2 separate regions of the Homo sapiens genome follow, and region 2 is linked to region 1. Evidence: chromatin loops called from intact Hi-C (ENCODE). Cell type or tissue: chondrocyte. All regions are shown on one strand. Each heading gives the region's core, and the rest is flanking DNA. Links, peaks and the distances in the headings are about the cores only.

What was found. Peaks named below come from ENCODE experiments on the same cell type or tissue, not always from the same donor. Only the 100,000 strongest peaks of a DNase experiment are listed, where the experiment ranks them.
Region 2: it touches region 1 in a loop (4-fold over the local background); 3 of 110 quality-filtered maps call a loop at or near these places.

Annotation. Positions count from the first base shown.
Region 1 is chr6:84,771,566-84,779,579 of GRCh38, forward strand. LOC124901494 (a long non-coding RNA gene) reads left to right here and starts at 2,241. Exons shown (of 2, transcript XR_007059927.1): 1 at 2,241-2,487. RefSeq lists an enhancer at 1,487-2,101 and a silencer at 3,252-3,401. In chondrocyte, for the core only: a CTCF peak has its summit at 3,325 (motif pointing left); a DNase peak (open chromatin) is centred at 3,304.
Region 2 is chr6:84,239,597-84,247,610 of GRCh38, forward strand. No RefSeq gene overlaps it. Among named protein-coding and RNA genes, the nearest start is that of CEP162, 16 kb to the left of the region's middle. RefSeq lists enhancers at 4,108-5,102, 5,103-6,095. In chondrocyte, for the core only: a CTCF peak has its summit at 3,841; no DNase peak of the experiment used is centred there.

The DNA.
Region 1 (8,014 bases), core at 1,133-6,132:
TTTAATTTTGTAGATTTTAAGAGTCAGAGCTCTCTTGTTTCAGTTTATTTGGAGAAATTTGTGAAGCAAGTTATCTAAATGGTCTTGGTCAAAAATGGGTTCAAACAAATAAATACCCTGAAAGTAGGCAGGTGCCTACAGGTAAGTTCGCTGTGAGTTCGCTTCAAGAAAACCATCTTTAGATTTCCATCGTGGAGGCATAGGGAAACACTCAAGATTGGTCTCCACTTTGTTGTAGAAGAATGAAACGGATTTGAGGGGAGAATAATGTAAAATTACAGCAAATGTTCCCTACCCAGGCAGAAGTTTTATTTGGTTGTGTTTTGAATTTCCCCTTTGCGATCAATCGAGTGGTCGCCAGTATTGGTTTTCTCTTCTTTCCCAGTTCCTGCTTTGCCCAGGGCTCCCCCTGGCCAGGCTTTGGATCACTTGGTCTCTGTGAGACAGTGAGGAATCGAGCGTTTCATATTATGGGTTTCCAGAAAGACGTGGGAGACGAATGAGGCGCAGAAAAACTTATCAGCTTCTTTTCCATCTGCCTCGGAAAGGTGGAAACAAGGAGAGCGCTGCAGAAATTTCTAATTTTTTTATTTTCCAAGTTTTTGTTGCTTCTTGAGCTCCTGTCCTGCCCTGTCCAGGCCATTCCACGTCCCCGTCCCCTTGTTTCCACTTATAATTAGAACTTTGTAAGGGGGCCCCAACCTGACTCCATCCGAGAGTAAGCTTAGTTCGGGATTATTAATTTTTTATGTAGCATTTATTACTTGATATTATTTAATAACAAAACTCTCAATAAAGTAAAAAGAAAGAAGTCAGTCCAGTTTCCGGGGACACCCTAAAATCCCTGGGGGCGGTTCCCACTGGTAAAATACTAAGGAATTCGTATTTCCGATGAAGTTCCAAAGCTGAAATTAAAATCCAGTCTGGGTTTCTGAAGCTCATATTGTTTTGGACAATATCTGCGTTTTCTTTCATTTAGTTTTCGTTCTTTCTGGTTTTGGTGCTTTTTCTTTTCTTTTCTTCTTTTTTTTTTTTTTTTACATTGCCGAAGACAATCTGATTTACAGTTTGACTGAGAGTTGCATTTCTGTTTAGAAGGTGAAACGTCTAAATCGCTTAGCCAAATTATTCCCCGACGGCTCCAATATTGTGCCAGAGTCCCAGAGTCAGTTATTTTTATGTCTGACTGTATTTCACATGTGCAGGGTGATAAATAAAATCCGTCTCAAGCTACAAACTATCTGAGTGTGATGAGGAACAATCGACAAAAATTAACCCAGCCAAAGCGTTGGGGTTCAAGCGAGCGACTGGACCATAAATCAGCGTCGCGGTGGCGTCGGGAAGCTGAGCGCTCGGAGGTGCACTCAGCTGCCTCTGGGTTCGCCCAGTCCGAGAGCGGGGCTCCGCCGCGGGAGCCCGGGCAGGAATCGGACTCCGCCAGGGGTTCGGAGTCTTCTGGGGAAAGGGCGTGTTGGGAGAGAAAGGCAAGCCCACGCAGGAGCGACCTCCTAATTAATTCATCATCGAGAATTCTCCAGTGGGGTGTGTGTGTGTGTGTGTGTGTGTGTGTGTGTGTGTAAAATCAAAAAAGACTTGGGAGGCAAACTTGGGTGGGAAGCACTGAGGAAGGCGAAACAATTCCCAACTTATCTGGATCCCAGACGAGTCCCTCTGATTGCTTAAGTCACTAGAAAAGGAGATTCGTCTCAGCGATTAACAATGATACCCTTTTTAAGAGAGATCAAAGAAGGCGCCTAGGGAAGCTCTACAACGCGGCTTCTTGGAGTTCTGAGGCCGCCTGCGCATTCACTTTCCAGTGTAAGCCCCCGCTCCGGAATCCCGGCTCCAGCCCAGCCCGCGCCCCCTTCCCTGGAAAGACCTGGCCGGCCGCGCCCCCGAACCCCCGAGGCGTGGGTGTCAGGCTAAGCGGGGCTGGTCCGACCGGTCGCTTCCAGCTCTCTCCACCTGTTGGAAAGCCCAGGCCCAAGAACCGCGCCAGCGGCGGCAGCACGTCACTCGGCGGCCACGGGGAGTCAGGGAGCGCGGAACGCGGGTTTCTGTTGATAAGTGCAAAGTACGGCCCTCTCGGTGCTAAGTGCACAGTAAGTGCGAAGAATAAATACATCATCTCCCGGGGCGGCTGTCTCGAAAACGCCTCTCAGCTGCCTGCGTTTCAGAGCCCGTCAAGGGTTATAGCTTAGTGTGGGCGTCCGCGCCGCGCCTGCGCCTCCGAGCGCCGGCCGAGAAGGGCGCGCAGCCACAGCCACCACATGCCACTAGCCCCGCAAGGCGCCTGACTCCTCTAAGGGGAACTCGTAATGCTCACCAAAAGCCTCAGAAACCCTGGAACCTATAAGACCGCACCACCGCGCAAACGGTGTCCCGGGCTGCGCTCCCGCACTGCACCGGCAGCCTATGAGGCGAGGCCAACCCGGAGACTGCGCGCGACGGGCGTGCGTGCGTGCGCCCGCAGATTCGCTTCAGGCGGTAGGTGTGGAGTACCTGGGCAGCTCCGGCGGGAATGGTGTTGGGGAGAAGGAGCTGTCATTCATAGTCTTCTACATATCTGAATAAAGAATTGCTTTTTAAAAATAGGTTCAGAGCCTAGTGAGTGAAAACTTAAAAGTCCCCGCGAGGAGCTCTAGTTCCCGGGCGGCGCGGCCCCGACTTTCTCGTCGGTAGCGCTCTGGCCTTGGGCGCCCGCCGCTTTGGCTATGGAGGTACAGTGGCCGCGTCCCGGGGAGCCTGGGCCTCCTTGCGGCTCCGAGCCTCCGCGGCGCCCGCGCCCCGACTCTCCGGTCCCGGCTCTCTCCAGGCCCGGCTGTCTCCGGTCCCTCACTGACTTCGCCAGCCGCACCACCCACCTCTTTCTCCCGCAGACGTAAACCCGAATACGCCCCGGCCTTGGGCCTAGGGCCTCGGCCTCGCCTGGCTCTACAGGATTCGGGGGCGGGGTAGGCCGGCAGAGCTCAGCTCGCGCCGTGGGTCCACATGTTTTTATTTCGTGACCCTGACCGCGTCCCGGCCATAACTTCCTCTGCGTTACAACGGGGATAATAATCCCCGGCCGGCCTGCCGGATGGTGGCGGGATAATATATCCCGGTGAGGGAAGGACCGAGCTTGGCAGAGACACTTAACTGTCCCACTGTGTGGCTGTTCACAGTCCGCCCAGATTTAGGGGTGGGATGGGGGGTTTTCGGGCCCCGGCCTGCTCCCCCTCTCCAGACCCCGCAGAAAGGGGTTCATGGGCAATTAGGTTCCGCTGGACTCGCCGGGCTGCGGGCGGGTGAGCGCCGCCGGGCACCGGGCGGGGGCACGTGGCGCCCTCTGGGGACCGTCCGCCGCACTGCCTGGCGTCCTGCCTGGGGAGGCGCAGCCTAGCCCAGCACCTCCCGCCGTCTCAGGCTCGGAGGAGCTCTGTACCTGGCTCCGCGCTGACCCCTCCACCTGGCTGAAGGCAGCAGCCCTGGGAGACTCTGGCACTCTGGGCCGGAGCAGGAGCTGTGCCCCATGGCAACCCAGACTGAAAGGGAAGCCCTGTCTGTTGCTCTTTGCTGCGGATTCGAGGGAGGCCGTCTCGAGTCGCTCAGAAGCGACCTAAAGAAGGCACTGGCCTCTGTGCGCCGAACCTCCACGAGATAGACTAAGTCTCCCAACCGTTTACAAAAATATGAAGCCATCTGGAAAAGCGAGCAACCACATGGATGGAGGGAAACAATTAAAAATAAAAGGTAATTAGGAGGAGGGACCTGAAAGGAATATTAACGTAAATGTTCTTTGCGCTTGAGTGTGAGATAACCCCAGATTTTATTTTATGAATTTCTGTCTAAACCTCAGAATTTTAATGGAACAAACGAACCAACCGACAAACAAAAATGCCAAGTATCCTCAAGCCCTGGCCAGCTAAGGGATATTTCCCAGTCAAGTTCCCAAGACCCATTACCGTTATCATCGCTCCATGTAGTGGTGGATGAATGAGCAACTCCTCCATTGCATTTCCATTTAAAATCCCAGGACACTCCACCTGTAACTTTCTTTGACTTCTCTCATTAGTGAAGTTATTTTTGCCCCCCCCACTTTTTTTTTTGTTTAGAAGGGCACATTTCACAAGTTTATCAGTAAATCAACTGTTTCAAACTGCCCCCATCTTGAATGATAGCTGACCAAAAAAAAAACAAAAGCAAAGTAAAGGCATATAGGGTGGTGATCTAAAGTGCTTACGGACTCTCAGTTGCATAGTTATTTCTAAGGCTTCATTTTTTACAAAATGAAACATTTTGGGGCAGTTACAGTTACATTAGTACATGTTGTGGAAATAAGCTTGCATTTAGGGAAAAATTATTAGAAACAGCTGTGATGTTAATGATTCAAAACCCAAAGTACTCAGTATGCTTAGTATCTACTTTTCATCATATTTTTTGTGTGCATCCACATAATGCATACTCTCTGTGTGTAATACAAGACACTTGTTTAATAAAGCAAACGATTGTCTGTGTCAGGGAGATTTGGTCCTCTCTGCCTCTCCCAGTCCATGTGCAGAACAGATCAAAGACCCGAAGTACCTCTGTCTTTCCAAAGGCAGCCAGATGGTGTCTTGATTTTTCTTCAGAATTTTTTTTAGCAATAGAATTCAAAGGATTAAAGAATCTGTGTGATGCTACAGATGAAAGCCCTACCCAGGTAAATTACCTTTCTTTTTAATGTCATGCATACCTTACCTTATTCCACTAAGGTTTTGAGAAGTCTCTGGAGAATACATATAATAAATATGTAAATGGTGAGTAAATGATTAAAACCGGGTAAAACTGAAATCACAATCCAGAGTCAAGATTAGAAGAAAATAAGAACTCTGATATGCATGGAAAATACTAGATAGTTGTTAAAGAGGAACTTTAAATTTGTCTCAGAGCTTCCTAGCAGCAAAAGTAAAAAGCAAAACATTACCCAATCAAAAGACAAGAAGAAATCATATCAGTTACTTACAGAAAGCAATATATTCCCTAAGGTGGTGATGATGATGATGATGATGATGATGATGACGACGATATGATATTTGCTGCAGTAGCAATAGTATGTTTAACATGCTGCTCTGTTCGGGAAACCAACTGTCCCTGCCTCACCTCAACACACACAGCTGTTCTTCCTGGGCTATTTTTACTTTGTTACATATAGATTAAAGCTGCTTCTCTATAATAGAGAGGCAGTTTGCTGTCTGAATTTTGGAATCAGACCTGGATTGAGTGCCGACTTCCTGCTCTGCTGTAACCCTTGGCAAGGCACTTCATCTCTCTCTCTCTCTCACTCTCTCTCTGAGACCCCATATTTTTATTAAAATGGAGAAAATCTATCCTATTAGCTGAAAGAGAGACTATTCTATAGCCTGACATGTCAGAAACTTTTTATAAGTGTTAGGCTATTATTGTTGTTTTAATTGTCATCAATGTACCACAAATGTTAGTTTCCTTTCTCCTTTTTCACAATTTCATAGCATTCAAGGGTACTTCTTCTTTTGGACCTCAGAGCAAAGGAGAATGCTAAAATTTGAGCTCCAAGATCTGTCAGTACAGATGAGCAAGATCTCTGAGCTCCCTCACGCTCCCTGCTTGTCTATAGTGGTTAAAGAGTGGAGCCAGTTTCTGGGAGAGAGCAGTGAGTGCTGGTAAGATGTGTCTTAGATCAGCAAGTACAGGAGTGGGCCAGTCCCTGACTGCTCTCTGTAGCAGCCCCACTCCTAGTCACCAGTGGGGATGGCAGCTAGCTGAATCACCTTAATATTGGGATAAGTCATGGCATGAATTAGTTCCAAAAGGAGGTAAGTATATCCAAAAGAAGGTAAAGAATATTATTTTGGAGTGGGAGGTTTTGCATGTCACTACAGAAAGTCAATATTCTTTTAAAGTATTCAGTACTGGGGATTTGGGGGAGCCTAAAAAAGGTCACACTCTCTTCCCACCATCCTTCCTCATCCTGCCACTTCCTGTGTAGTGCTTTTAAACTGAGTACTTGCTAAGACCCAGCAGTGGTGCCAGGTTTTATGGAGATGAGCTCTCTGTTCTGGATCTATCACCTAAGACTATCCAGGCAATTGGCCTCCAGAGAGGTCTTCTGTTTTTGTTCCTCTTCTGTCTTCCCTTCTTTCACCTGCTAAGCATCCACTAAACTCTTACCCTTCTCTTCCTGCAAAAACTTGTGGGTTGATAATAGATTAACTATCAATCCAGTGTATCTAAGACCCTATATTATATTTCCCAAGGTTAGCTGTATCTTAGAAAAGTATGGAGAAGTATATGTGCATGTTTGATGTATTCTAGTAGATTGTAAGCTTCCTAAGGTCAGAAACCTCATGATGTTTATGTACTGATTGGCCAAATCTAGAACAGCAGATAATTTGTTTCAGCTTGATGCAGCCCCATGACTAAACTTCCAAGAAGCCACATGACATAGCAGGGAGGACAAGGACTTGGAGTCAGAAGAGGGTGCCCGAGGCTTGTTGGCTCTGTCACTGGCTCTATGAATTTGAGTAACTACTCAACATGCTGAGCTTCTGCCTGAAGTATTTAGACAGGATGATCCCAGTGGTGACACATAGCACCAACATTTTATGGTCCTGAATCCACTTTATAGCTGAGAGTGACTTCATCTTTCTCTGAATTAACTGCCATGGCATTTTCTGTCTTCCTCTTTTAAGGGATATAGCACTCCTACCTTGTATTATAGTGATTGCAAACTATTTCTTATCTTCTCTGTTAGGCATAAGCCCCATGAGTTCAGGACAGGTGTCTACATCAGTGTTTCCAAAAGAGCCAGCTCCATGTTTTGCACAACTGTGCTCAATAAGTAGTTTTGAGTGAATAAAATCTGACCCTTTATAACATACACTAATTTGATTTAAAAAGAGGGCAATGGCTGGGCACAGTGGCTCTCACCTGTAATCCCAGCACTTTGAGAGCCTGAGGCAGAAAGATTGCTTGAGCCCAGGAGTTGGAGATCAGCCTGGGCTACATAGTGAGACCCTGTCTCTGTTTTTTCAAAAAATAGCTGGTTGTGGTGGCATGCATTTGTAGTTTCAACTACTCGGAAGGCTGAGGTGGGAGGATCGCTTGAGCCGAGGAAGTTGAGGCTGCAGTGAACCATGATTGCACCAATGCACTTCATCCTGTGTGACAGAGCAAGACCCTGCTTCAAAAAAATAAAAATAATTAGAGAGCAAGCTAACACTCTCCCATTGTTTGGCAGAGACAGCTAGACTTTGGGGGCACTGGTACACATAGGCTCCTTCTCTGTCAGGTATTACTGTCTTGTCTCCATGTCAGCCAGGATATATACAGTCATGCTTGTGGTTGTTATTTTTGTTTGAAGGGTACAGGCTGAATGGTCTAGAACAATTATTCACCTCTTTCCCTTAGCTAATGTATAGAATGTGGCAGAAAAGAAGGAGGCTTTATGATGGCAGAAAGGAGAAAGACACATGGGGGGAAATTTTTTCTCATCTGATGAAGATAGGTAGTGGGTATTGAGTTGTGTCTTCCTAGTCCCCAGTATGGGCAGACGGAGAGGCCTGCCTGTTCCTGTGGCATGGTTTCTTTGTCCATATTTGTCAGCTCTGTAAAACTCTCCCAGGGAAATGGAGATTTTTTTTAAAAAAAGGAGTGAGAAGACAGCTCTACTCTTGTTTGAAATGTATGTCTCTAGATTCCTCTTCTGTAATGGATTCCAGAATAACCAGTAGACTGCTCTTTAGATCTTTAGAGTAATACTGCTAAGAGAAGATACAATAAATCCCTATGAAGAGTCTTTTTTTTATTTTAACTCCTTCTACCAGTGAGGTCTTTGGGACTGCAGCCCTGCCTCCATCAGGCCGTTATACTCACCTTAAACTGAAGTTCCCCCAAGCAGCCTTTTATGCTGTAGCCAACCCAGAGCCTCAGCCTAAGCCAGCTGGCCCAGAACTCACACACTTTTTCCCTAGAAGATTGGTGCTTCTGGAGCTTCTGCTGCTACTGCTGAATGCCA
Region 2 (8,014 bases), core at 1,120-6,119, 530 kb before region 1:
CTGCACATGTATCCCAGAACTTACAGTATAATTTTAAAAATGTGGAAAAAAAGGAAGGAAATTCATACAACATGAATGAACCTTGAAAATATTATGCTACATTAAATAAATCAGTCATAAAAAGATAAATATTATATGATTCCACTTATATAGGGTACGTAGAGTCATCAAATTAATAGAGACAAAAAGTAGAATGGTGGTGGCCAGGGACTTGGGGGAGGGAGGAATGCAGAATTATTGGTAAATGGGTATGAAGTTTCAGTCTGGGAAGATGAAAAGGTTCTGGAAATGGATGGTGGTAAAAGATGTAATATGAAAAGTACTTAGTGGCACTAAACTGTATACTTAAAACTGGATAAGATGGCAATTTTATGTATTTTTATCACAATTTAGAAATATATATTTAAAGCATTTAAGGGTATAATAGAAGAAAACTTTCCTGAAATAAAGAAATATAAAGCCAAAAGAAAAAAAAAGAAAAAATCAAATGGCAAAGTGATTATGTGACTAGAGCCATATCGAACTGAGAATTATCAACTTTATCAAGTCTAACATCAAATAGGCACAGCAGAAAATCCACTCTGTTGTGGAAATGGTACAAGGCCTGAGCAGGTACAGAACATAGAAGTAATGTACTTTACCTGAATGGATGAACAAGACTCCCATAACTACCCCTTTCACACTATGCTGCTTCCTGATTCACACAGGAATTCCTCTTCCTGTTACCTCATGGGTATATCCTATGACCAACGAATGAAGGAGAAAATACCCTGGCCTGGTTCATACATGAATAAGGGTGATTTATTGATGCCAACCACAAATAGACTGTTGTCAGTCTACTGCTACACTCACAGGTATCCCTAAAGAAATGTAATACAGAGAAATTCTACCAGTGCAAAGAGCTCTAAGCAGAGCACATTTTCAGTTACTTACATGGAGATAGACATGGCCTGAGGTATTATCTATAGCATATACATAGACTACTGGGTAGTGACAAATGGCTTTGCTTCTTGTTCAGGGGCCTTGATAAAAACAAGATCAAAAGATCAAAGACAAGTGTATCTGGGGAAAGAGGCATATGGATGGATTTATGGAAGTAGGTACATAGCATGCACATTTGATATAGTTTGGCTGTGTCCCCACCCAAATCTCATTTTGAACTGCCATGTTGTGGGGGGCACCTGGTGGGAGGTGTTGAATCATGGGGCAGGTCTTTCCCGTGCTAGTTTCGTGATGGTGGATGAGTTTTGTGAGATCTGATGGTTATAAAAAGAGGAGTTTCCTTACACAAGCTCTCTTCTATTGCCTGCCACCATGTGAGATGCGCCTTTCACTTTCCATCATGATTGTGAGGCCTCCCCAGCCACATGGAACTGTAAGTCCATTAAACCTTTTTCTTTTGAAAATTTCCCAGTCTTGGGTATGTCTTTATCAGCAGCGTGAAAATGGACTAGTACAGCATTGCTATGCCTCATGTTAATGCTCACTAATGAGCACTCTAAATAAGAGGTACTTGACAACAAATAACACAGGTTAGGTTTCTCTGTGGGTGTGAGCTGTACTCTGTTTCGCTTTTACATATCTCACTGCTTGGATACTTGGTTTGTGAACAAATTTGCCACCACAGCTGGAAAAGAGGCTATTAATGGGCACAGCTCCCTAATGATGATCTAACTACTGCCCCCTGCTGAATGCCCAACTTGTCAGTAGTAGAGGCTGGTGGTGAAACCTCAATATGAAATTGTCAGAGTCCAGCCAGTCATTTCATATCAGATTAATTTTATTAGATCCTTTCCACCATGGAGATGGCAAAAATTCATCCTTGCTGGAATTAAAACCTACTATAGTAATGGATTTGCACTCCCTGCCAGTAAAGCCTCCACCATCACCACCAACTAAGGGCTTGCAGAAAGTGTTACCTATTGACATGGCATGTCTCACAACATTGTTTCTGCCCAAGTAGCTCATTTTATGGCAAAGGTGGTTCAGCAATGGGTGCATGATGATAGAATCCACTGGGATTACTAAATACCTCATCACCTGGAAGCTGATGATCTATGGTAAAATAGCCTGTGGAAGACTCATCTGAAGTTCCAGGTTGGGACAGGATGAGATACATGTATGTATTATATCAGTGGCTGATATATGGTGCTGTGTCCTTTAAGCTAGAATACATGGATTCAAGAACCAAGGGTTGGAAGTACAATTTGTCTCTTTCACCATTACTCCCAGGTGACTTATTTGTAAGGTTTGAAATCTTAGGCTTTGCTGGATTAGAGGTCCTGGTTCCCAGGAGGCAGAGCACTTCTGCCAGGTAAGAGTGCCACAGAAATGGACTATCTCTTGCTGACTATCTCTTTGGGCTCTTCATTCCAGTGATTGGACTCCTCATTCCTGGATCAGCAGGCGAAAGAAAATTAATATAGTTGAAAGTCTAGTCTATCCTTACATATGTAAAGAGCCATTGTAACTGGAGGCAGAGAGGACTATCCAGTGACTTGACTGATGCATCTGCTGGTGTTTTCATGCCAGGTAATAATGGTGAGTGGGTGGTTATGGCATCTATGATGTGATAAAGGAAAAGCAAGCCTTGAGAAAAAGGTCTGGGTTACTCTGCCAGGCAAGAAACCTTAAATCAGATGAGATGATGGCCAAGGGCAAGAGAAATCTAGCATTGGTAATGGAAGACAGAGATGATGCCTTTCAATAAAGTCTGGGGACCAGCTGTAGCAGGGGTTGTAGCTAGTTCCAGAAACCCTCCTGCAGAGATTGTGGCTGGCCAGCTCCTTAAAGGGGACTCTGAGATAGATTGAACTTAAGGAAGTGAAAAGATAGATTTGAGTAGTGCAAAGGATCTACTGCATCAGATAACACTGTGAGCATCACTTCAAATCTTCTTGGTGCCATATCTTACTGCAGTCCTTGTTTCAACAACCAATTCTTGTAGACTTTGACCAGCTTCCTGCAGGTGCAGCTGAAGACTGCCTCACTTTTAGCCAAGGTCTGAGCTTCTCCCTTCCTTGGAACTTTTCTGACATTGAAGTGTGAAATGTTCATTGAAATGCCACACATACACAAGTTGCAAGTGGTTATGTGGTAGTCAAAGTCCCAGGAGCCACCTTCACTCATGGAGAGTGGAAGCCCATGGAGAAATGATACTCTTTTCTTCATGCATTTAATTAGGGCTTCTCAAAAGATCTTTGAATCCAGCACAGGTTAGCCATAGCTGCAGTCATTTGACAATGAATTCTTGTTTCAGCTTTCTCATTTTCCCTGTTTTTATTCCCCCAATCATAGAGCTGCTCTCCGGGTCCATGTTCCCAGATAAATTCCTTGTGAGCAAGCCTTTTTGGAAGAAACTCAGGCCTAGAGAACAATCTTATTAACTAAGTTGAAACAATAAAATAATATAAAGAATTGAGGTTTTAATATGCAAGTCTGCTTTCTTACTCATAACTACCGAGACTTAGGAAGAGTAATGATTTTGTAAATTAAAATATTTGTTTCAACTTATCTAAACTCTATTATTTATTCAATTTACATTTGAGAGCAGGTAGTCATAGTAAGCTGCTATATCACTAAAATGTTCATTCTACTATGTAAATTGCACACATTATCAGAGACTTACAAGCTGTGAATAAGAGGGCTTTTAAAAAAACACTTTGGAGTAGTATGAAATTGTCCAACATTACTTCCATATTGTTGAATAATTGATGCTATTATGTTCTCAAGGTAAATAAATATGAAAAGGAGAAAGTTCTTCAATAATAAGGTAAATGGAATTTGTGGCATTATTTCTGATAGTATTTGTAATGTCAGTTTACATTTTCACCATCAGAGGTCATGAAAGGACAGTTTAGAGCAGAAAATGTGAGCTTTGTTGAAAATAAATTTAAGTTTGAAATTTAAACTGAAACTTATTCTTACAAGGCCTTTTTAAAAAAGAAGTCACAATCTACTTAATGCCATTTATAAATTAAGAAAAATAATTTTTAAGAATAAAATTATCTGGTGGATTCCAAGGACATCCGGCTAATTATTGACTTTAGTGCTCTCAATTTATATTTTAAGAGCAATTTTAAAGTGCAAAGTATTGTTGACTACTTGTCTTTCAAATATAAATATAACATTTAATTTCAGTTGGGTTTGTGGGGTCTATAATTGATAAAAGTATTCTATTTTTTTTTTAATTTATTTTTTTTTTATTGATCATTCTGGGTGTTTCTCGCAGAGGGGGATTTGGCAGGGTCATAGGACAATAGTGGAGGGAAGGTCAGCAGATAAACAAGTGAACAAAGGTCTCTGGTTTTCCTAGGCAGAGTGTGTGTGTCCCTGGGTACTTGAGATTAGGGAATGGTGATGACTCTTAACGAGCATGCTGCCTTCAAGCATCTGTTTAACAAAGCACATCTTGCACCGCCCTTAATCCATTTAACCCTGAGTGGACACAGCACATGTTTCAGAGAGCACAGGGTTGGGGGTAAGGTCATAGATCAACAGGATCCCAAGGCAGAAGAATTTTTCTTAGTACAGAACAAAATGAAAAGTCTCCCATGTCTACTTCTTTCTACACAGACACAGCAACCATCCGATTTCTCAATCTTTTCCCCACCTTTCCCCCTTTTCTATTCCACAAAACCGCCAATGTCATCATGGCCCCTTCTCAATGAGCTGTTGGGTACACCTCCCAGACGGGGTGGTGGCCGGGCAGAGGGGCTCCTCAGTTCCCAGTAGGGGCGGCCGGGCAGAGGCGCCCCTCACCTCCCGGACGGGGCGGCTGGCCGGCGGGGGGCTGACCCTCCCACCTCCCTCCTGGACGGGGTGGCTGGCCGGGCGGGGGGCTGACCCCCCCACCTCCCTCCCGGACGGGGCGGCTGGCCGGGCGGGGGGCTGACTCCCCCACCTCCCTCCCGGATGGGGCGGCTGGCCGGGCAGAGGGGCTCCTCACTTCCCAGTAAGGGTGGCCGGGCAGAGGCGCCACTCACCTCCCGGACGGGGCGGCTGGCCGGGCAGGGGGCTGACCCCCCACCTCCCTCCCGGATGGGGCGTCTCGCCTGGCGGGGGGCTGACCCCCCCACCTCCCTCCCAGACGGGGCGGCTGGCCGGCCGGGGGCTGACTCCCCCCCCTCCCTCCCGGACGGGGCAGCTGGCGGGGCAGAGGGGCTCCTCACTTCCCAGTAGGGGCGGCCGGGCAGAGGCGCCCCTCACCTCCCTGACGGGGTGGCTGGCCGGGTGGGGGGCTGACCCCCCACCTCCCTTCCGGACGGGGTGGCTGCCGGGCGGAGACGCTCCTCAGTTCCCAGACGGGGTGGCAGCTGGGCGGAGGGGCTCCTCACTTCTCAGATGGGGCGGTTGCCAGGCGGAGGGTCTCCTCACTTCTCAGACGGGGCAGCCGGGCAGAGACGCTCCTCACCTCCCAGACGGGGCGGCGGGGCAGAGGCGCTCCCCACATCTCAGACGATGGGCGGCTGGGCAGAGACGCTCCTCACTTCCTAGGTGGGATGGCGGCCGGGCAGAGACGCTCCTCACTTTCCAGACTGGGCAGCCAGGCAGAGGGGCTCCTCACATCCCAGACGATGGGCGGCCAGACAGAGACGCACCTCACTTCCCAGACGGGGTAGCGGCCGGGCAGAGGCTGCAATCTCGGCACTTTGGGGGGCCAAGGCAGGCGGCTGGGAGGTGGAGGTTGTAGCCGAGATCACGCCACTGCACTCCAGCCTGGGCACCATTGAGCACTGAGTTAACGAGACTCCGTCTGCAATCCCGGCACCTCGGGAGGCCGAGGCTGGCGGATCACTCGCGGTTAGGAGCTGGAGACCAGCCCGGCCAACACAGCGAAACCCCGTCTCCACCAAAAAAATACGAAAACCCGTCAGGCGTGGCGGCGCGCGCCTGCAATCGCAGGCACTCGGCAGGCTGAGGCAGGAGAATCAGGCAGGGAGGTTGCAGTGAGCCGAGATGGCAGCAGGACAGTTCAGAGGGAGACCGTGGAAAGAGGGACAGGGACAGGGACAGGGAGAGGGAGAGGGCAAGTATTCTATTTTTTAAAAAAGGAAAGAAACTAAGTTAAATGAAAACGTAGAAGTGCCTTGCAATATATTTGTTAGTGACATAGCGTGGACTTCATAAATTTACATCTGAGAGCCTGATGATGCAAAATGTATCTGTTATCTTATCAATAATAATAAACTACATTTAAAATATCTACTATTAATATGTATTTTGGCTAAGTCATAGGTAGCATGTATTGATTTAAAACTTCTTTTGCTCTAGATAAATTATTAGACCTGCAAAAAACCAGTAAGTTAAAATAATTTACATTTGGGTTTTAGAAACACAAAGTCATCAGTTGCCATTGCTCCTTTCTGTATATATTTAAAACCTCCTTATAAAATGATGTTTTGCATTAGCAAAAGTTGATGTTTTGCATTAACATAGTCTATGTTTTGAAAAATACTGTAGCACATGAAATGAGTGAGTCAGAAAAAGACTAATATTAACTGATTGCACTTATATGAGGTACCAAGAGTAGTCAAATTTATAGAGACAGAAAGTAAAATAGTGTTTGCCAGGGGCTGGGGATAGGAGAGAATGGGGAGTTATTATTTAATGAGTGTAGAGTTTCAGTTTTGCAAGATTTCTGGAGATTTGTTGCACAGCAATGTGAATGTACTTAACATTAGTAACTGTATACTTAAATGATTAAGATGGTAAATTTTATGTTATTCTATATGTATTTTGCCATAATTAAAAGAAACAGGGATAAAAAATACTGTGACCCATGAGTTGACATTAAACAATCAAAATCCTCTCCACTAAAGTTGGAGTGCAACGTTACCAGCATTTGTGGTCTGCCTCTGCTGCCTCTTGACGACACTGGGTCTGGCCAGCCAAAGGAGCCACCAGTGGGCAAAAGGAACCCCTGCAGGGCTGAGGCCTGGTTTAGAGAAATTATATTTGATTTATACAACGAGTTTATACTGAAATGTGGCACCATCCATCCCAAATTCCTCATTCATTCAATAGGTACAACAATAGCTTTTACATTATACCATAGCATTGTGAGAGCTAAATATTGAATGGTGCCTTGTACATAATAATGCTTAATACACGTTAGCTGTTCTTATATTGTTCTTTGTGAAGCACATCCTATGGCATACGTAGCAAACAATGATTTGATACCTATTATTATTATGGCCATTATTATGTGTACTTTTCTTCCAGCATAGAGTATAGAAAGATGTTTTTCATTTGTCTCGTAGTGCCCCGGGAAAGGGTTATCAAAACTATCAGAAAGTCTTAAAAATAATAAAAACATAACTCCATGACTAAGTAGAGGAATCTATTTTTATGGACTATTTGTTTAAACAGCCAAACCCTAGTCTTCACAAAAGTCCATGCAATTGTCCCTCCCCTCAGTTCTGTCTTCTTTTTTGAGTCAGTTCTATCTTTCTTGGTTTACTCTCTAATCTTCCTGTGGCTCTCACGTTTAAGAAGCCTCCATGAGGCTACTAGGTGCAGCCTGCTGCTATCTGATAGCATTCCCTTTACCTGCAGGGACCATGGTAAAGAGGCGGGGTTGGCAAGAAGTTGGATGAGCACCTATCAGGATCTGGAGTTTGAGAAATTTTCACCAGAGACTTTGTTATTTTAATTAATGCTCCTTTATGGATTCTAGTAACTATTCTAAATTAATTGTTTAGGTATTAAAAATAGTTTTGTACTTTTGTTGTTCAGTCTTGCTTGATTCATTAGTGTATTTGGGGTTCATCAATTTTAACATAAAACATAGCATTTAGACATGAAAATAGATTCACTACCTATGCAAAACTTGCTACTTGTGCAAAAAAAAGTGTTCTGTGTGTTGAAAATGATTTCACTCAATTTTTTGTTTTTAGTTATGTATCAATCTTAACAGGAAAAATATAAATTAATATTTGATATGAAATGGGAGAAAATTTTAATTTTTTCATAAAGTCTTTCTTTGAAGAACTCCTTTATCCAGAAAGTCAAA